2 separate regions of the Homo sapiens genome follow, and region 1 is linked to region 2. A link is a loop called in an ENCODE intact Hi-C map of the cell type or tissue named here. Cell type or tissue: heart right ventricle. All regions are shown on one strand. Each heading gives the region's core, and the rest is flanking DNA. Links, peaks and the distances in the headings are about the cores only. Region 1 has its middle 78 kb from the start of SLC25A36. Region 2 overlaps CLSTN2 (calsyntenin 2).

Region 1 (8,980 bases), core at 2,341-7,340, 920 kb before region 2:
AAAAGAAAAGGGAAGAGTAAAGGGGACTTTATCTTTCAGCTTAGATACCAACTCGGCCACAGTGGGGGTAGAGCAATAAGCCGGCTTTGGGGGTCCCTGATTCCAGGCCTTGGCTCTTGGATGGCATTTCTAGACCTGTCCTGGAACAGAGGGAAGCCCACTGCCTTGAAGAGAGTGTCCCAAGCCTGGCAGCATTTACCACAAGCTGAGTGGAGAGCCTTTGAGGCCTTGAGTGAACATTGGCATTAGCCAGGCAGTACTCTTCATGTGCCTGGGACAGTGGTGGCCACGCGGAGAGAATCCTCTGCTTATGGAAAGGGGAGGGAAGAATGGGAAGGACTTTGTATTATGGCTTGGGTGCCAGCTCAACTACAATAGAATAGAGCACCAGGTAAATTCCTAAGGTTTCTGATGCCAGATGCTGGATCCTGGATGGCATCTTTGGACCTGCTTAGGGCCAGGGGAACTTGTCACCCTTAAGGGAAGGACACAAGCTTGGCTGGCTTTGCCACATGCTGATTTTTTGTGCCCTATAGCCTTAAATGAACATGAACATAGGCAGTAACAAGGCAGTGGTTACCACAGGCCTTGGGCAAGACCCAGTGATATGTGGGCTTCAGGTCTGACCCAGAACAGTCTCAGTGGTGGTAGCCAGAGGGGTACCTGTGTTACCCCTCTCCCAGCTCCAGGCAGCCCAGCACAGAGAGAGAGAGACTTCATTTGTTTGGGAGAAAGTAAGGAAAAAGAATAAGAGTCCCTGTTTGGTAATCCAGAGAATTCTGGATCTTATCCAAGATCATCAAGGCAGTACCTCTATGAGTCTTCAAGAGGCGCAGCATTACTGGTCTTGGGGTGCACCCTAATGCAGATATGGCTGCAGTGACCAAAAACCAATTAAAACACTCAAGTCTCTTCAAATACCTGGGAAGTCTTCACAAGAAGGATGGGTACAAACAAGTCCAGACAATGAAGACTACAATAAATACCTAACTCTTCAATGTCCAGACACTGATGAACATCCACAAGCATCAAGACCATCCAGGAAAACATGACCTCGCCTAATGAACTAAATGAAGCACCAGGGACCAATCCTGCAGAGACAGAGATATGTAACATTTTAGACAGAGAATTCAAAATAGCTGTTTTGAGGAAACTCAATGAAATTCAAGATAACACAGAGAAGGAATTGAAGGTTCTCTCAGATAAAATTATCAAAGAGATTGAAATAATTAAAATGAATCAAGCAGAAATTCTGGAGTTGAAAAATGCAACTGACATACGGAAGAATGCATCGGGGTCTCTTAACAAGAGACTTAATCTTTCAGAAGAAAGAATTAGTGAGCTCGGAGATAGCCTATTTGACAATATACAGTCAGAGGAAGCAAACTAAAAGAAAAAGAGAGACAACCCAAATAATTAAAATCAGAGATTTTGAAGGAATACTTCCTAACTCATTCTACCAGGCCAGTATTACTGTGATACCAAAACCAGATTAAGACACATCAGAGAAAACTACAGGCCAATATATCTGATGAACATTAATGCAAAAATCCTTAGCAAAATACTAGCAAACCAAAACCAACAACACATTAAAAAGGTCACTCATCATGGCCAAGTAGAATTTATTCCAGGGATGCAAAGATGCTTCAACATACACAAATCAATCAATGTGACACATCATATCAACAGAATGAAGGACAAAAATCATATAGTCACTTCAATTGATGCTGAAAAAGCATTTGATAATATTCAGCATCCTTTCATGATAAAAATCCTAAAAAATCTGGGTAGAGAAGAAACATATCTCAACACAATAAAAGTCATATAAAACAGACCCACAACTAGTATCATACTGAATGGGGAAAAACTGAAAGACTTTCTTCTAAGATCTGTAGGAAGACAAGAACGCTCACTTTCACCTCTGTTATTCAACATTGCACTGGACGTCCTAGCTGGAGCAATTAGACAAGAGAAAGAAATAAAGAACATTCAAATTGGAAAGGAAGAAGACAAATTATCCTTGTTTGTAGATAATATAATCTTATATTTGGAAAAACCCAAAGACTCCACAAGAAAACTCAGCACTGATAAATTCAGTAAAGTTGCAGGATACAAAATCTACATCTAAAAATGAGTAGCAGTTCTATATGTCAACACCAAGCAAGCTGAAAAAGAAATTAAGAAAGTAATCCCATTCACAATACCTACAAATACTGTAAAATGCCTAGGAATTAACCAAAGAAGTGAAAGATCTCTACAATGAAAAATGTAAAATATTGATTGAAGAAATCAAAGAGGACACAAAAAAATGGAAAGATATTCCATGTTTATGGATTTGGAGAATCAATATTGTTAAAATATCCACACTACCCAAAGCAATCTACAGATTCATCACAATCCTGATCAAACTACCAGTAACATTCTTCACCGAAATAGAAAAAATAATCTTAAAATTTATATAGAATCACAAAAGACCCAGAATAGCCAAAGCTAGCTTGAGCAAAAAGAACAAAACTGTAGGAATCGTATTACCTGACTTCAAATTATACTACAGAGCTGTAGTAACCAAAACAGCATGGTATTGGCATAAAGATAGACACATAGACCAATGGAACAGAATAGATAACCCAGAAACAAATACATACATCTACAATCGACTCATTTTCAACAAAGTTGCCAAGAACGTACACTGGGGGAAAGGACGGTGTCTTCAATAAATGGTGCTGGGAAAGCCAGATATCCATATACATAAGAATGAAACTAGACTTCTATCTCTCACCATATACAAAAATCAAATCAAAATGTACTAAAGACTTAAATATAAGACCTGAAATTATGACACCATGGAAAGAAAACATTAGAGAAACTCTCTAGCACTGGACTGGGCAAAGATTGCTTGTGTAATATCCACAATCATAGACAACCAAAGCAACAAATGGACAAATGAGATCTCTTCAAGTTAAAAAGCTTCTGCACAGCAAACAATCAACAAAATGAAGAGGCAACCCACAGAACTGAAGAAAATATTTGCAAACTACTCATCTAACAATGGATTGATAACCAGAATATATAAGGAGCTCGAACAACACTGTAGGAAAAAATATAATAATCAAATTAAAAATAGACAAAATATATGAATAGACGTTTCTCAAAACAAGGCATTCAAATGGCAAAGAGGTATATGTAAAGTTGCTCAACATCGCTAATTATCAGAGAAATGCAAATCAAAACTACAATGAGATATCATCTTACCCCAGTTAAAATGGCCTTTTTCCAAAAGACCGGCAATAACACTTGCTGGTGAAGATGTGGAGAAAAGGGAACCCTTATAAACTGATGGTGGGAATGTAAATTAGTGCAGCCACTAGGGAGAACAGTTTGGAGATTCCTCAGAAAACTAAAAATAGAGCTACCATATGATCCAGCAATCCCACTGCTAGGTATATACCCAAAGGAAAGGAAATCAGTGTATCAAAGGGATATCTGCATTCTCATTTTGTTGCAGCACTATTCACAATAGCCAAGATTTGGAGGCATCCTAAGTGTCTATCAACAGATGAATGACTAAAGAAAAAGTGGTACATACACACAATGGAGTACTATTCAGCCATAAAAAAGAATAAGATCCTGTCATTAGCAACAACATGGATGGAACTAAGGTCATTATGTTAAGTGATACAAACCAGGCAAAGAAAGACAAACTTTGCATGTTCTCACTTATTTGTGGAAGCTAAAAATTAAAGCAATTGAACTCATGGAAATAGAGAGTAAAAGGTAGGTTACAAGAGGTTGAGAAGGCTAGTGGGAAGGGTAATGGGGATGGTTAATGAGTGCAAAAATATAGCTAGAATGAGTAAGATATAGTATTTAATAGCACGACGGGGTGACTACAGTCAACAATCATTTATTGGACATGTAAAAATAACTAAAAGAATATAATTAGATTGTAACACAAAAAATAAATGCCTGTATTATTTGCCTATATCAAAATATCTCATGTAACCCATGAGATACATACATACACACATATACCTGTAGTATGAACCCACACACACACAAAAGATTTCTTCAGCTTAGTTATTCATTCCCCCATCTGTCTTTTCTGCTGCTCCCTGTCTGTTTTTCTAGGATTATCAACTAGTCAGGTATCAGCAGGCTTCACAGGAGGTTTGGGAAGAGGCATGATGGAAAAACCTTTGCCCATACGGCAGCCAGGTCAAGTGTTCAGGTCATGAAACACAGAAAGGGACACCTCAGTTCCTGGGGTCTGTAAGAAAGTGGAAAAGGGAGCAGGGAGTTGTCCTGGCCTGTGGTTCATGTGTGGGGCTATGTCATTCCCTGAGGTCTCAGACCTAAAGGATTAAGTGAAGCTTTCCAGTACAGGAAGTGGAGGAGTTGCAGGAGGTGGCCATAGGTCATGTGCAAAGCCGGTTTTCCACCACCCTAACCCCAAATCCTGTTGGATTTCCACCACGTGCCAGGCTCTTTACACACTTGATGTCTTTTATTCCCCTCAACAACTGTGAGTTGAGAAAATATTATCTCACTTTATGGACGTCAAGGTAAGATAAGTGAAGTGATTTTACCAGGTAAGTAGTAGAGCTTGGTTTTGAACCCAGTAATCTCAGGTGAGGCTTTCCTCTCCTGTTATTGAATTAAATTCAAATAATATTCTTTTTATAATAAGTTTTACTCTAACTTGGTCTTTTGTAACTTCAAGGAAGTTGCCTGCAATTATTCTGTTTTTTTTTTTTTTTAAGTTTCTCTCTTTGAATATTTGATTGAACCAAATTTAAAATTTGCCAGCAGGTGGCGACACAAAACCAATAATTCAGGATACCAATCTCGGCGCTTTCCAGAGGACGGAATGGGACTTGCCACTGTGTCCTTCGCAGGTTGGGTGTCTGGCTTCATTTTGTGATTTCTGGGCTACTAGGCCCTCCACTTCTGCTCCCTGGGGGCTCATTCCGGTTTCTTAAAGTCCTCAGGACAAAGTCCCTACACCCTAGCCCTGTCTCACTTCCTGCCACTAATCTTCTCAGGTGACTTAATTCCCCTCTCCTCTCCACACTCTCCCACACACCCATTGCTTTGTCCCTGCTGGCCCCTCTGCCTGGACAACCCCTTATCCACTCCCCCATCTGGCTATTCTTTTTCATCCTTGGGGACTCAGCTAAAAGGTCACCTATGAGGAGCCCACCCTGCCACTGCCCCCCTGCCAGGCTGTGTGGGGCCCTTTCTCTGTGTGTGTCCCTGTTAGAGCACTGGTGGTCCTGGGGTCCTACTCTTTTTTGCTTGACTGCCTTCCTACTAGACATTCCCCTTGAGGGCAGGGACTGTGTCCTTTCTGTGTTAGGCCATTTTTGCATTGCTATAAAGAAATGCCTGAGGCTTGGTAATTAATTAATTAATTAATTTATTTTTAACTTTTCTTTTAAGTTCAGGGGTACATGTTACATACGTAAGTGGGTGTCATGGGGGTTTGTTGTACAGATTATTTTATCACCCATGTATTCAGCCTAGTACCCATTAGTTATTTTTCCTGATTTTCTCCCTCCTCCCACCTTCCACCTTCCGATAGGTCCCAGTGTGTGTTGTTCTCTTCTACGTGTCCAAGTTTTCTCATCATTTAGCTCCCACTTATAAGTGAGAACATGTGGTATTTTGTTTTCTCTTCCTGTGTTAGTTTTCTTAGGATAATGGCCTCCAGCTCCATCCATGTCCCTGCAAAGGACATGATCTCATTCTCTTTTACGGCTGCATAGTATTCCATGGTGTGTATGTACCACATTTTCTTTATCCAGTCTCTCATTGATGGGCATTTAGGTTGATTACATGTCTTTGTTATTGTGAATAGTCCTGCAACGAACATACACATGCATGTGTCTTTATAATAGAATGATTTATATTCCTTTGGGTATATACCCAGTAATGGCATTGTTGGGTCGAATGATATTTCTGTCTTTAGGTCTTTGAAGAATCGCCACCCTGTCTTCCACAATGTTTGAACTAATTTACACTCCCATGAACAGTGTATAAGTGTTCCTTTTTCTCCAAAACCTTGCAAGAATCTGTTATTTTTTGACTTTTTAACAATAGCCATTCTGATTGGCGTGAGATGGTATCTCATTGTGGTTTTGATTTGCATTTCTCTAATGATCAGAGATGTTAAGTATTTTTTCATATGCTTGTTGGCCTCATGTATGTCTTTTTTTGAAACGTGTCTGTTCATGTCCTTTGCCCATTTTTTAGTGGTTTTTCTTTCTTGTAAATTTGTTTAAATTCCTTATAGATGCTGGATATTAGATGTTTGTCAGATGCATAGTTTGCAAAATTTTTCTCCCATTCTGTAGATTGTCTGTTTACTCTGTTGATAGTTTCTTTTGCTGTGCAGGAGCTCTTAAGTTTAATTAGATCCCATTTGTCAACTTTTGCTTTCGTTGTGTTTGCTTTTGGCGTCTTTATCATAAGATCTTTGCCCGTGCCTATGTCCTGAACGATATTGCCTAGGTTGCCTTCCAGGGTTTTTATAGTTTTGGGTTTTACATTTAAGTCTTTAACCCATCTTGAGTTAATTTTTGCATATGGTATAAGCAAAGGGTTCAGTTTCAATTTTCTGCATATGGCTAGCCATTTATCCCAGCACTATTTATTGAACAGGGAATCCTTTTCCCATTGCTTGCTTTCATCGGGTTGGTTGAAGATCAGATGGCTGTAGGTATACAGGTTTATTTCTGGGTTCTCTATTCTATTCCACTGGTCTAGTTCTTGTTCCAGTACCAGGTTGTTTTGGTTACTGTAGCCTTGTAGTATAGTTTGAAATCAGATAGCGTGATACTTCCAGCTTTGTTCTTTTTGCTTAGGATTGCCTTGGCTATTTGGGTTCTTTTTTGGTTCTATATTAATTTTAAAATAGTTTTCTCTAGTTCTGTGAATAATGTCAATGGTAGTTTAATGGGAATAGCACTGAATCTATAAATTGCTTTGGGCAGTATGGCCATTGTAATGATGTTAATTCTTCCTATCCATGAGCATGATATGTTTTTTCATTTGTTTGTATCATGTCTGATTTCTATGAGCACTGGTTTGTAGTTATTCTTGTATAGCTCTTTCACCTCCATCGTTAGCTGTATTCCTAGGTATTTCATTCTTTTTATGGCAATTGTGAATGGGAGTTCATTCATGATTTGGCTTTCTGCTTGATGTCTTTTGGTGTTTAGGAATGCTAGCGATTTTTACACATTAATTTTGTATCCTGAGACTTTGCTGAAGTTGCTTATCGCTTAAGAAGCTTTTGGGTGAGATGATGGGGTTTTCTAGATATAGGATCATGTCATCTGCAAACAGGGATAGTTTGACTTCCTCTCTTCCTATTTGAATGTTCTTTATTTCTTTCTCTTGCCTGATTGCCCTAGCCAGAACTTCCAATACCGTGTTCAATAGGACTGGTGAGAGAGGGCATCCTTGTCTTGTGCTAGTTTTCAAGGGGAGTGTTTCCAGCATTTGCCCATTTATTATGATGTTGGCTGTAGGTTTGTCATAGATGACTATTATAATTTTGAGGTATGTTCGTTCAATACCTAATTTATTGACAGTTTTTAACAGGAATGGATGTTGAATTTCATTGAAGAGGCTTGGTAATTTATAAAGAAAAGCAGTTTTAATTGACTGACAGTTCTGCAGGCTGTACAGAAAGCGTGGCACTGATACCTGCTTCTGGGAAGGCCTCAGGAAGCTTGTGATCATGGTGGAAGGCAAAGGGGGAACAGGTGTCTCACATGGCCAGAGTAGGAGCAAGAGAGCAGGAGGTGCCATACACTTTTAAACAACCAGATCTTGCATGAACTCACTCATCACCAAGGGAATGATGCCAAGCCATTCATGAGGGATATGCCCTCATGACCCAAACACCTCCACTAGACCCCACCTCCAATACCGGGGATTACATTTCAACATGAGATTTGGAGAAGCACAAATATTCAAACAATATCACTATCCATCTCAGTGTTCCTAGTGCCAGGCCCAGAGATTCCTAGTGCCAGCACAGAAGAAAATTTTGAGAGAATGAACAAATACACAAACAAGTGTTTACCGAGAGGGCTAGTGACCTGGTCCTGGGAAATTCCATCCAAGGGCCTTTGTGGAGCCCCAAAGTCCAGAGTCTTTTGTAGACATGGGCAGTCATCATTGCGGGGAGGGTGGCTTTCCTTGGTTTGCAGGGCACGGTGTTTGTGTTTTGTGTTTGGGGCATTTCTTGCTTCATCTTAACAATCTCTTTGAATCTTTTTAAATACTTCCAAGAAAGGATGCACTTTCTTAAGATGTAAAAAAGAGTAATTTAAATAAGTGGAAGGAAAATGCATTTTAATTGCATTATTATACTAATTTATGTCTTCTTCCCCCCTTGAAAAAGTACTTTTTCACAGTATGGAAGCACATTAGGGCTGAGAATTGAGACTAATTGTTTCAGATGGCTGCCGAGAGACAATGTGCTTTGTTTTTACAGCTCTCAAAGCAGGTGGGTAAACAGGCCTATTTTATTCTCTCTACAAGGCCAGGTTGGGTTTCATGAGTCAGGGACCACAGCTGCAGTGCCTGTCCACATAGCATTGTGCTTGGCCCATAGTAGATGCTCAGAAAGCATTTTCTCAGTAGATACGTGAATGAATAATATAGAGAGGTAGGGCTAGGTGCAAGATTGAGAATGATTCAAGATGTCTGGGTCTCTTCCACAACAAAGTCTTGCTAGGTCTGGTTGTAGGGAGAAGAGAAAATGACCAGATATCTGCTGGACTCCTTTGTGTTGCCAGGTGCAGGGCAGCCACTGAACACACGATTTCTCACTGAAGTTTCACAACCACCCTGTGAGGTAAGCCCAGTTTACAGATCAGCGAGTCAAGGCTCAGAGGGGTTAAATAACTTACCCAAGTTCTCATTGTCTCAGAGCGGCAGAGACAGTGTGAGGGTTGGTGGTGTCAGA
Region 2 (8,980 bases), core at 2,703-7,702:
GAGGAAATCATAAATCATACATCCTAAGGGCAGGATTTCAGTATTTTTGAAGGGTTTCATTTCTCCTCCCTTCCAACTTTGATATATGTACTTACTTAACAAGGGTCTAGGGAGGGTTAATTGAATTAATATATGTAAAGTGCTTTTAGTTTGAAGAGAATGTGCAATATAAATGGAAGTGTCACTAAAAAGGTTAATCTAATTTACATCCAACACTTTCAGTTCATAGTGTTAATGAACTATATGCTTTTAGAGAGTGATTAATTTATAGAAATGTGATTATTTTTCTTAATGCTATATATGGGTCAGCTTTTCCTATTACTATAACTAACTTTATAGGAGAATTCAGCATTTTATATATTAAAATAATAAATCAAACACCTCTGTAATGGTTATATTTCATTAATTACAAGGAGACATGCATTAGATTAACATTTATCTGTTTTAATTAATCTGCTGCAATGCAGTTATCCACGCAAATTGGAAAACAACACATCAACTTGACATAATATTAACAGTTTTGACTGGTTCTTCCTGAAAATTTATGGGCCTGCAACTGCTGCATTTTTTGTGTAACCATGGTGACTACCAGCTGTGTGACACATGCAGGCTACACATCAAAGAACTGGGAAGAGACTCACACTAAATTCAAACTTCTCCTGAAAATATAATTAACTAAATTAATAAGACAGTATAAAGAAAGAAAGACGTAGAGTTTTGTTTTGGGGTTTAAGCCTCGAAGATTTCTTAAATATGATCACCTTGTTTTTGTAAGCGCTTTATCCTTTCAAAAGGCATACAGAGCCACTTCCATTTGAATACTTAGAACTTTCTTGGGTAGAGGAGGTGCCATTGTGTCCTTTCTGCATGTGATAGAGACTCACACCCAGAGGGGCTGAGTGATTTGCCCTGAACCTCACAACTCATCAGTGGATCTAGGTCACATGAGTCCGAGACCATGACCTTTCTTTGATACTCCACAGTGGTTTTCTAGTCAGACTTGATTAAGACTCCAAAGTTTTACCTAACTATATAATACAGCAGACATCATAGAGATGCAAAGTGGCTGAAGTCACAAAAATGATGTCTTTTTTTTTAACTGGCAATTTTCACATGACAATTTGATGCAGTGATTCCATAGAAATAAGTCAAATGTTAGCCAATTAAGCATTCTCAGAAGCAATGAGAAAAACACCGACAGCCTTTCTGAATGAGAATTCCACTGGTATCTGCCGGCCTGACTGTTTAATACATTTCAAGGTGGTTAATGTTCTCTTGACGCATGTGCGGAAGCGAGTATTTTAAACCACTACGGAGCAAATGCTGCAAGTTGGTTTGGGCAGATAGTCAAATAACTAAAAGGGAAAGGCCTGATGGGCAGCTCCTCCCCATGACCAAAGGAAGGAAGCAGTGCTGACGGGAGAAGGTACATGGGCACAGAGCCCTGCAGGATTTGCAGCCAGCGTGGGCAGCAGCGCCCTAGCACCAGTCACCCCCTCAACACTCAGCATTTGCTCTGGGCCTTGGACAGTGCTGGGCAACAGTCATACAGAGGTGAGCAGGGCACTTCCCCCTCCAAGGGCTCACAGCCACCCTGGGAGACAGGTGGCAATGGGAGCTTTGACAGAGAAAATAAAGGACTGGTGGGTGAAAGACAGAGGAGCACAGCCCCCACCTGGAAGTACCACTTAGTTGGCAGAAGCAGTAGAGTTTGCTGGAGTGGTTCTCAGTCTTGGCTGGGCACCAGAAATACTGGAGAGCTTCACATAGATTCCCAGGTGCTGTCCCTGAGCAATTACAACAAAATCTCTGGGATGGGTTCTGGGCATTGGTGTTATTTTAAATCTCTCTCAAGTGGCTCCACTTTGCATCCAGGGCTGGATAAAAGGGGGGACTCTGAAACTAGACTTTCTAGATTTAAATCCCAGTTCTGCTGTTTTACTACTTGGGTAAACTGGATAAGTAGCTTAACCTTCCTTGCCTCAGTTTCCTCATCTGTAAAGGGGATAATAAGAGTGCACATCTCACTTGGTGGTCAGGAAGGCTGAATGAGTTAATATCTATAAAGCAGTCAGAATAGTGCTTGGTGCATAGTAAGTTCTTGAAAGATGAAAGCATTAACTATTTGGAAATTTCTAGAAAGTTCACTGACAGGAGAGAAGGCCAGATGGGCAAAATCGTAGACTTTTACGCCAGGCTGGAGAGTTTGGGATCTATTTTGGGAGGTCTGGGGCTTCCCTGGACAGGTTTATCAGAAGGGGTATGGCTGCCTGTTCTAAGAAGGAGGTTTGGGTTGTAAGGATGAAGGCAGAAGTTCTCTGAAGATACCTCCAGTCCTGGCCTTTGCTCTGTGAATGCCTGAGCCCCTAACTGAGGTTATGGTTGGGATGGGAGAGGTTGGAGGTGGGTGGCTTTTGTGTACCCACCCTAAAACTGAGACGAGCTGATTTCCTTTGGGATGGGAACCGGTAGCCTGTTCCAGCTCCCATCCCCAGATGGTGATAGCACCCCTGGGGAAGTGACTACAGAATGTGGCATGAATATTAGATTCTAGGTGCTGGTGGTATCGTCTGTTGCCTGTGGAAGTAGACACCCCAGGATCTCAAGGCACCATGCTGTTTGGACAATGGGCATCACAAGCAGTAATAACCTGTGAGGGAGGGAAATCTGAGGCAATTCCAGAGTGTTAAGCTATTCTTAAAAACCTTACAGACCTTAGCGTGGAGGGTGAAAGATAGAATTCATGACTGAGATGGAGTTTCTTGCAGGCCTGGTGGGACTGGCATACATGCTGCCACCTTGACAGCAGCATAATGGGAGGGTTGGAGAGGGGGTCAAAATTAGAATTTAGTGCTTTCATTTGCACAAGATGCTAAACAAGGCAGAAGCAATGGGAATTGAGGAGAGGTTCTAGATGGTGATGATAGGATCAACCAGACATGAGGAAGGATGGGTTGTGATATTTGTGGAGAGACAAGCATGCTGGAGGACTCTTGGGGGCTCTGGCTTGGGTGAATGTATGGATGATGTACCTTTCACCCAGAGGCCACAGCAGAAGCAGTAGATTCTTGGAGGAAAAATGAGAGCTTAGTTTGGGACATATGGGGCTGCGGCATCCTAAAGGAAACAGATACTGAGTGAGCCTTGGGTGGGGTAGGAGGCTCAAAGTGAGCTAGGGAAAAAAAGTATTGATCAGGGGCATCTCTGGCCAATCTCTGGGGAGGACTGATATGAGTAGAGGGTCTTGAGCTGGAGACAAGCAAGATCCTGAGAAAGTATTGGAAATAAGTTGCCTGTCCTTAGAGTTAGAAAACTGCTCAGTAGTGAAAGAAATGGGCTTCAAGTGGCCATGGTCCAAGATGTCACCTAGCTCACCACACTGGCTCGCTGGTGCTGGATTGCAATCAACTGCACACAGTCTGACCCCTTGTCCTGATTTTTGATCTGCTGCTATATGCCCTGTAATGTGCATTTACCAATGTGTAAGAGGGGTATCTGAGAACAATACAATGGGCATATATAAAATCCTGCCGTGAGAGTGGAAGAAAAGGCAGCCCGATCAACAGTCTGGTTATCTGCTATTCCTATATGATCTCCTCCCGCCCTTGCCATGCACACCTCTCAACATCCCCTTCTTATCCACTTTGTTATCTAGCCACCTAATATGTTTAAAAGTATGTATCCTGGCCTAAAACGGAGTCAGAAGAGGGCAATATTTAACCCAAATGAATAACCGAATCAGGAGAACTGTCGGTACAAAGGCCAGCCAGCTGGGATAGTCTTTCTGGTGCAGGAGACCCCTCCAAACACATCTGGGACTATACAGTGCAGAAGGCTGCCTCCTCTGCTTGAGGCCAAGCATGACAGGAGGTGAGGAGGGCTTCAAGCTGTCTGGATGAGAAGAAACAGGTATTGCTCACTTGGAGAAGTGAGTCAGAGAGTGAGGCTTTCAGGGAAACCGATTCTTTCAGCAATTTTGAAGTAAAATCCAAGCAAATATTCTTGGACAGCAAGGCAATGCCTTCCAGGGCAGCAGAGCCTCTCTGACCTCACTCAGAGCCTTCCTCAAGCAGACATCACATCATTCTGAATAGGTAAGCCTGTGTGAAGAGGGGAACCCATGCCTACCAGTGTATTCTGAGTTTGTAACCCCAGTTTTACCACCTCTGAGCTCTGAGACTTTGGGCAAGTTACCTCACTTCTCAGTGACTCAGTTTACTCCTCTGTAAAAATAAGATTGTAGATTTACCTCCTTCATAGGGTTGGTACGAGGATCAAACCAACCGACATATGTGAAGTGCTTCAAGATAGTGCTTGGCACATAGTATGAACTCAATAAACATTCACTGTTTTATTAGCTCTGGAATCTGATGCAGAAATAATATTTGACCTGGCTGAGCTCCCTCTTCACTCGTGCCTGTGTGCCAATCACTCTTACCACCTTGTATTTACCTGTCCAGTGCAAACCCCTGCCCCTGACATATGCTTACCCAATGCCTACCCACCCATCAACATCCCTTTTACTTTCTCCATAAGTCTTTCCTGACCTCTATTGTTGCCAACTTCTTCCTTTCCTGCAAGGCTTCGGGGGGTCTGTGATGCACAATCTATGATTTTCCCATAAGTCACCAAGTTCTGCAATAGTTTGTGTGATGTGTGATGTGCAGTGTTTGCCCTAGACAGAGTGTGAACTCTTTGATAATTGGAACTTGCTTTTATCTTTTTGTTCCCCTCACAGAGAATAACAGGAGGCTGAGAAATAGTAATTGGCTGAAAAGGCTAGAGAACAGGACCTAGTGCATGTCTGGAAGGGCTAACTCTCATTCTAACCATTCTCCTCTGACCAATACTCCCTCTGGCCTACTGCTTGTTTCTTTCCCAAATCTCAGAGCATGATCCTCTGTCCTACACAGTGCCAGGATCTTCAGCTCAGTGCTCTTCCCCAGCTCAGGCCTCCCCATGGTCTACCCTCAAAACCTGTCTTTCCCAGGGAACCATTTCCACAGGGTCCAATTAGTCATGGGTTAGATAACAGCTAATAAAACAATCATCGATTTCAAGCTGTTATTTGAATATCATAGCTTCAGTTACCCCATTCCATATAAACATGTATTATCACAAAACTTGTCAATACCTTAAACAAAAAAGTATGCCTTTCTGTTTTCTCAGGTAGCAGGGCTTGGAGGAAAGTATGAACTGGGCAGGAGATCTTTCCTTACAACCCAGATCACACCACATAAGCTCTCCCTCCAGAGACCAGAACCTCCCACACCTCTGGCACTAGCACATGGAGACAGGCTTGTTTATTTACTTAGATAGCAAATATTGCTGACCTTTACTCTGAGCTGGCCCTGCACTAAGTGCCAGGGCCTTTGAGATGAATGAGATGGAGCTCTGGCTTCAAAGACATCCATAGACTAGTGAAAAAAAGCATGTCTTTTTACAAACAAGTCAAGCCAAATGCGTGTGTATGCATGTGCATTTACATTTATATATGATATTTACACACAGGTGCATATCCACACAAGGAGAGAGAGGCAGAGAGAGACTGAGAAACAGAGGAACGGATAACAGTTTGAGCTGAGAAAAGATATGAACAAAGCTATTGGATTTCTAAGAGATCAGAAAAAAAAAAATTCACCAAATCTCAGACACTAAACTAACTGTTCAAGTGATCAATAATTAGTCATTGTATATTTAGTGCATTTTACATGCCCCAAACTGGGCTAAGTGCCCTGACAACTATTTTACAAGGTAGATCTCTGTATCCCCATTTTAGAGATGAGGAAACTGAGTCTCAGATGGGTTAACTAACTTGTCCAAGATCATCTAACTAGGAAGCAGTAGGGCCAGGTTTGGAACTCAAGTTTTTCTGGCCATATGCCCAAATTTTACTTTATAGAGGAGAAGGAAAAACACATAAATTGTCTATGTCAAGAAATGACAGCACTAGGGATTACAAACAGGTGTGTTCACCAAGCAAATCACTGCATACTGCTCATCTCATATCTTGAGGCAAGGCTCTGGAGATACCAGGAGAGTCAGAATGAGCCTCTAGCACTGGTCTTTGAGCCCTGAGGACTAGAGTCAGACAAGGAAACACAGGCATGCAGGAAAGAGAGGCAAGTCACTCAGAAGTAACCAGCCTGGGAAGGTTCCTTATGGAAGGCCAAATCTTGAGTAACAGTGAAAATTGGGCTGAGGAAGGTGACCTACTAGCTTGATGCCCAGAGAATCCAAGAGAGGTAAAGGGCACATTCCGGTCCAAGAACCACAGGCGTTTCAGGATGGCAGCAGGTCAGAGTACACTTTCTGATGCATTGCTGAGGGCTTTTTGGCATTTGTGCTTCAGTTGGAAAAATGACTCTGTTATACCACTAGAAGACACCTGCTACTTACCCAAAGATGACTTAGAACAATCCACCATAAAAATTCCACACTACCTTTGCCCCTGCAGGAAGTTCTGCAGTGTGCAATCTGGAATATTCAAGGATGGTTTTTGAATCTGTGGGAGAGAGAATGAGGTGACTGCTCTAAGCGAGAACATTGGTTTCCATGGTGAGAGCAAGGTCCGTTTCCCTCACCTCACCTGCATGCCCTTTTAAACAGCCTTAGACACTCATACTGTGCTCTTCTGTGGGCAGGACCACAAGGGCTCCTGGGTAACTCAAAGATGCAAACAGCTCAGCTTCCTTGTGGTCCCTAGACCTGCTTTCAAAACCACTGGGAAGACTATCTGACAAATAGGGGGCACTGGGTATAGTGACCTTTATATTCTCATCCCAGTGCCACACCCTCTAGCTGGAGGTCTTGGCAAGTTCATTTACCCTCTCATAGAATTTGTTTCTTCATCTGTGAAATGGGCTAACACTGGCTCTGCATGTGTTGTAAGAGTTAGAGATTGCCCATGTAATGGGATTAGCAACAGTGCCTGTGACATACTAAAGAGGGACTCCATACACTGAAATTACTACAATTACACCATACTGTTGTTATAATTCTGCTCCATCCTCCTCCTTACCTATTACCACATGCTGCTTTTGTAAACTTTGTCTCTGCACTCCCATCTCCTTTGCCTGTGTCTCTATCACAGTCAATACTATACTTTGGACAAATTCTCTCCGCTGCCACTCTCTTAAAATTTTCACATAAAAATCTTGTCTCTCCAACTAAAACAGAAGCTCCTCAACCCTAAAACTTAAAGTATAATAATAATAAAAATTAAAAAAAAAAGAAAGGTAGGGGTGGGAGGGGTGGAGGGTGGTCCTCTGCTACTGGCTCAGAACCAGAGCACTGAGCAAGGCTCTTAGCACACAAGGCGGGCACTACAACAATTGATGGTCTATACTTGAGTATTGTTCCAAATGACCTCTATGCCTAGATGTTGGGAACTTAAGAAGGACTGTGTACCAAGTCCTTGAGGTCTTGGGACCACTGACATTTTGCCAAATTTAGCACAAACTTTGAGGTGTTGTCTAGATTGCATTGTCTTCCTTCCCTTGGATAAGACATGTCTTTCTCTGCCTCCAGAAACTCTTTGGGTCCACAACACCTTACCAGCTTTACTCATAGAACATGAGCATGTGATCTGGTCTCTTCATGGAATCCAAGAAGTATTTATCTTTTTTGAATAGCCAAAATATGTAAGGGTGAAGGGAAGGAGTTATAATTGCCTGGCCACTGTGTGATTTCTGAAATTGGAAATATGTCTACACTGAAAGTACAGTGATTCTGTGAAAACCCCAGGTAGTTGTCCGGGATTAACTGCTCGAGTCCCTAAAGCAAGAAGCAAGAAGCAAGAAGCACAAAGGCAGAACAAGCTGTGCACCACAGACACAACATCTTACACAAGACTGAAGCTGGGAGCACATGCTTCCAGACAGTTGTTTGGAGGGTGCATTCAACTCTGTCAGAAAGCTTGACTCCAGACTCCCAGTGTTTTTCTACACATGAATACAGAATTGTACGAAAGAAGTATCTGGTTTTTTGTTCAATCTTCACACGCCTTCCTGATTTTTTTTTTTTTTTTTTTGTGATGGGAATAACAATGGTATGAACCTTAAAAATGGCAAAGTCAGAGGCAGGGTGCATTATACACAAAACATACAGCTTTATCATTTCAAACATTCTTCAGAGATCATATGATTTGGAAACATAAAATGCAAGTGCATTGTTATAAGGAAAGTCAGTCCTGTAAATACTAACTAAAGTGTCATAATAAATGTCTCTGTTGTAATCAAATATTACACATTTATCTTGAAAAAAAAATCAGCAGCAAACAGAGCTCTTTGCAGCCCCCCAGTGGTTGGAAGGGGAAAGAAGCGAGAACAAGGGGAATTCGGACAGTTAACTCTCAATCTGCAGGGCCAATAAACTTTTTACCCTGGAAAAACAAATGTCTAGTTTGTTTGTTTGTTTGTTTGTTTTTGAGACGGAGTTTCATTCTTGTTGCCCAGGCTGGAGTGTAATAGCGCGATCTCGGCTCATTGAAACCTCTGCCTCCCGGGTTCAAGTGATTCTCCTGCCTCAGCCTCCCGAGTAGCTGGGATTACAGGTGCGTGTCACCACACCCATCTAATTTTTTTTTTTTTTTTTTTTAGTAGAGACGGGGTTTCTCCATGTTGGTCAGGCTGGTCTCGAACCCCTAACCTCAGGTGATCCGCCCGCCTCGGCCTCCCAAAGTGCTGGGATTACAGGCATGAGCCACCATGCCCGACCTGACAAATGCCTAGTTTTAACCAAAAAATGAATATGTTCTAAGTCGGATGTTGGTTAAAATGCACATAATTATCCACATAAAGTGAATCATTGAAAGCCTGGGGTTTTTATTTTCCTTTTTTATCTCTCTCCTTCTCTTTCTCGCTTACCTCTATGAAGCTTCCCATTCTGACCTGAGAACTCAGCCGTGCATTATTACTACTCACACCAGATCCTCTTCCCAAATGATTTCTTCCCTGTTCTGCACTTGCTGTGTGCTTCT

The links. Hi-C counts contacts between places; a loop is a spot of excess contacts. Peaks named below come from ENCODE experiments on the same cell type or tissue, not always from the same donor. Only the 100,000 strongest peaks of a DNase experiment are listed, where the experiment ranks them.
Region 1: a loop joins it to region 2, with 7 times the contacts of the local background. A loop is called at or near these places in 32 of 110 quality-filtered maps.

Annotation. Positions count from the first base shown.
Region 1 is chr3:140,859,739-140,868,718 of GRCh38, reverse strand. No RefSeq gene overlaps it. Among named protein-coding and RNA genes, the nearest start is that of SLC25A36, 78 kb to the left of the region's middle. RefSeq lists an enhancer at 4,812-4,861. In heart right ventricle, for the core only: a CTCF peak has its summit at 4,815 (motif pointing right); a DNase peak (open chromatin) is centred at 4,854.
Region 2 is chr3:139,937,193-139,946,172 of GRCh38, reverse strand. All of the region lies in intron 1 of CLSTN2 (calsyntenin 2), which reads right to left. Among named protein-coding and RNA genes, the nearest start is that of CLSTN2, 6.5 kb to the right of the region's middle. In heart right ventricle, for the core only: no CTCF peak of the experiment used is centred there; a DNase peak (open chromatin) is centred at 5,286.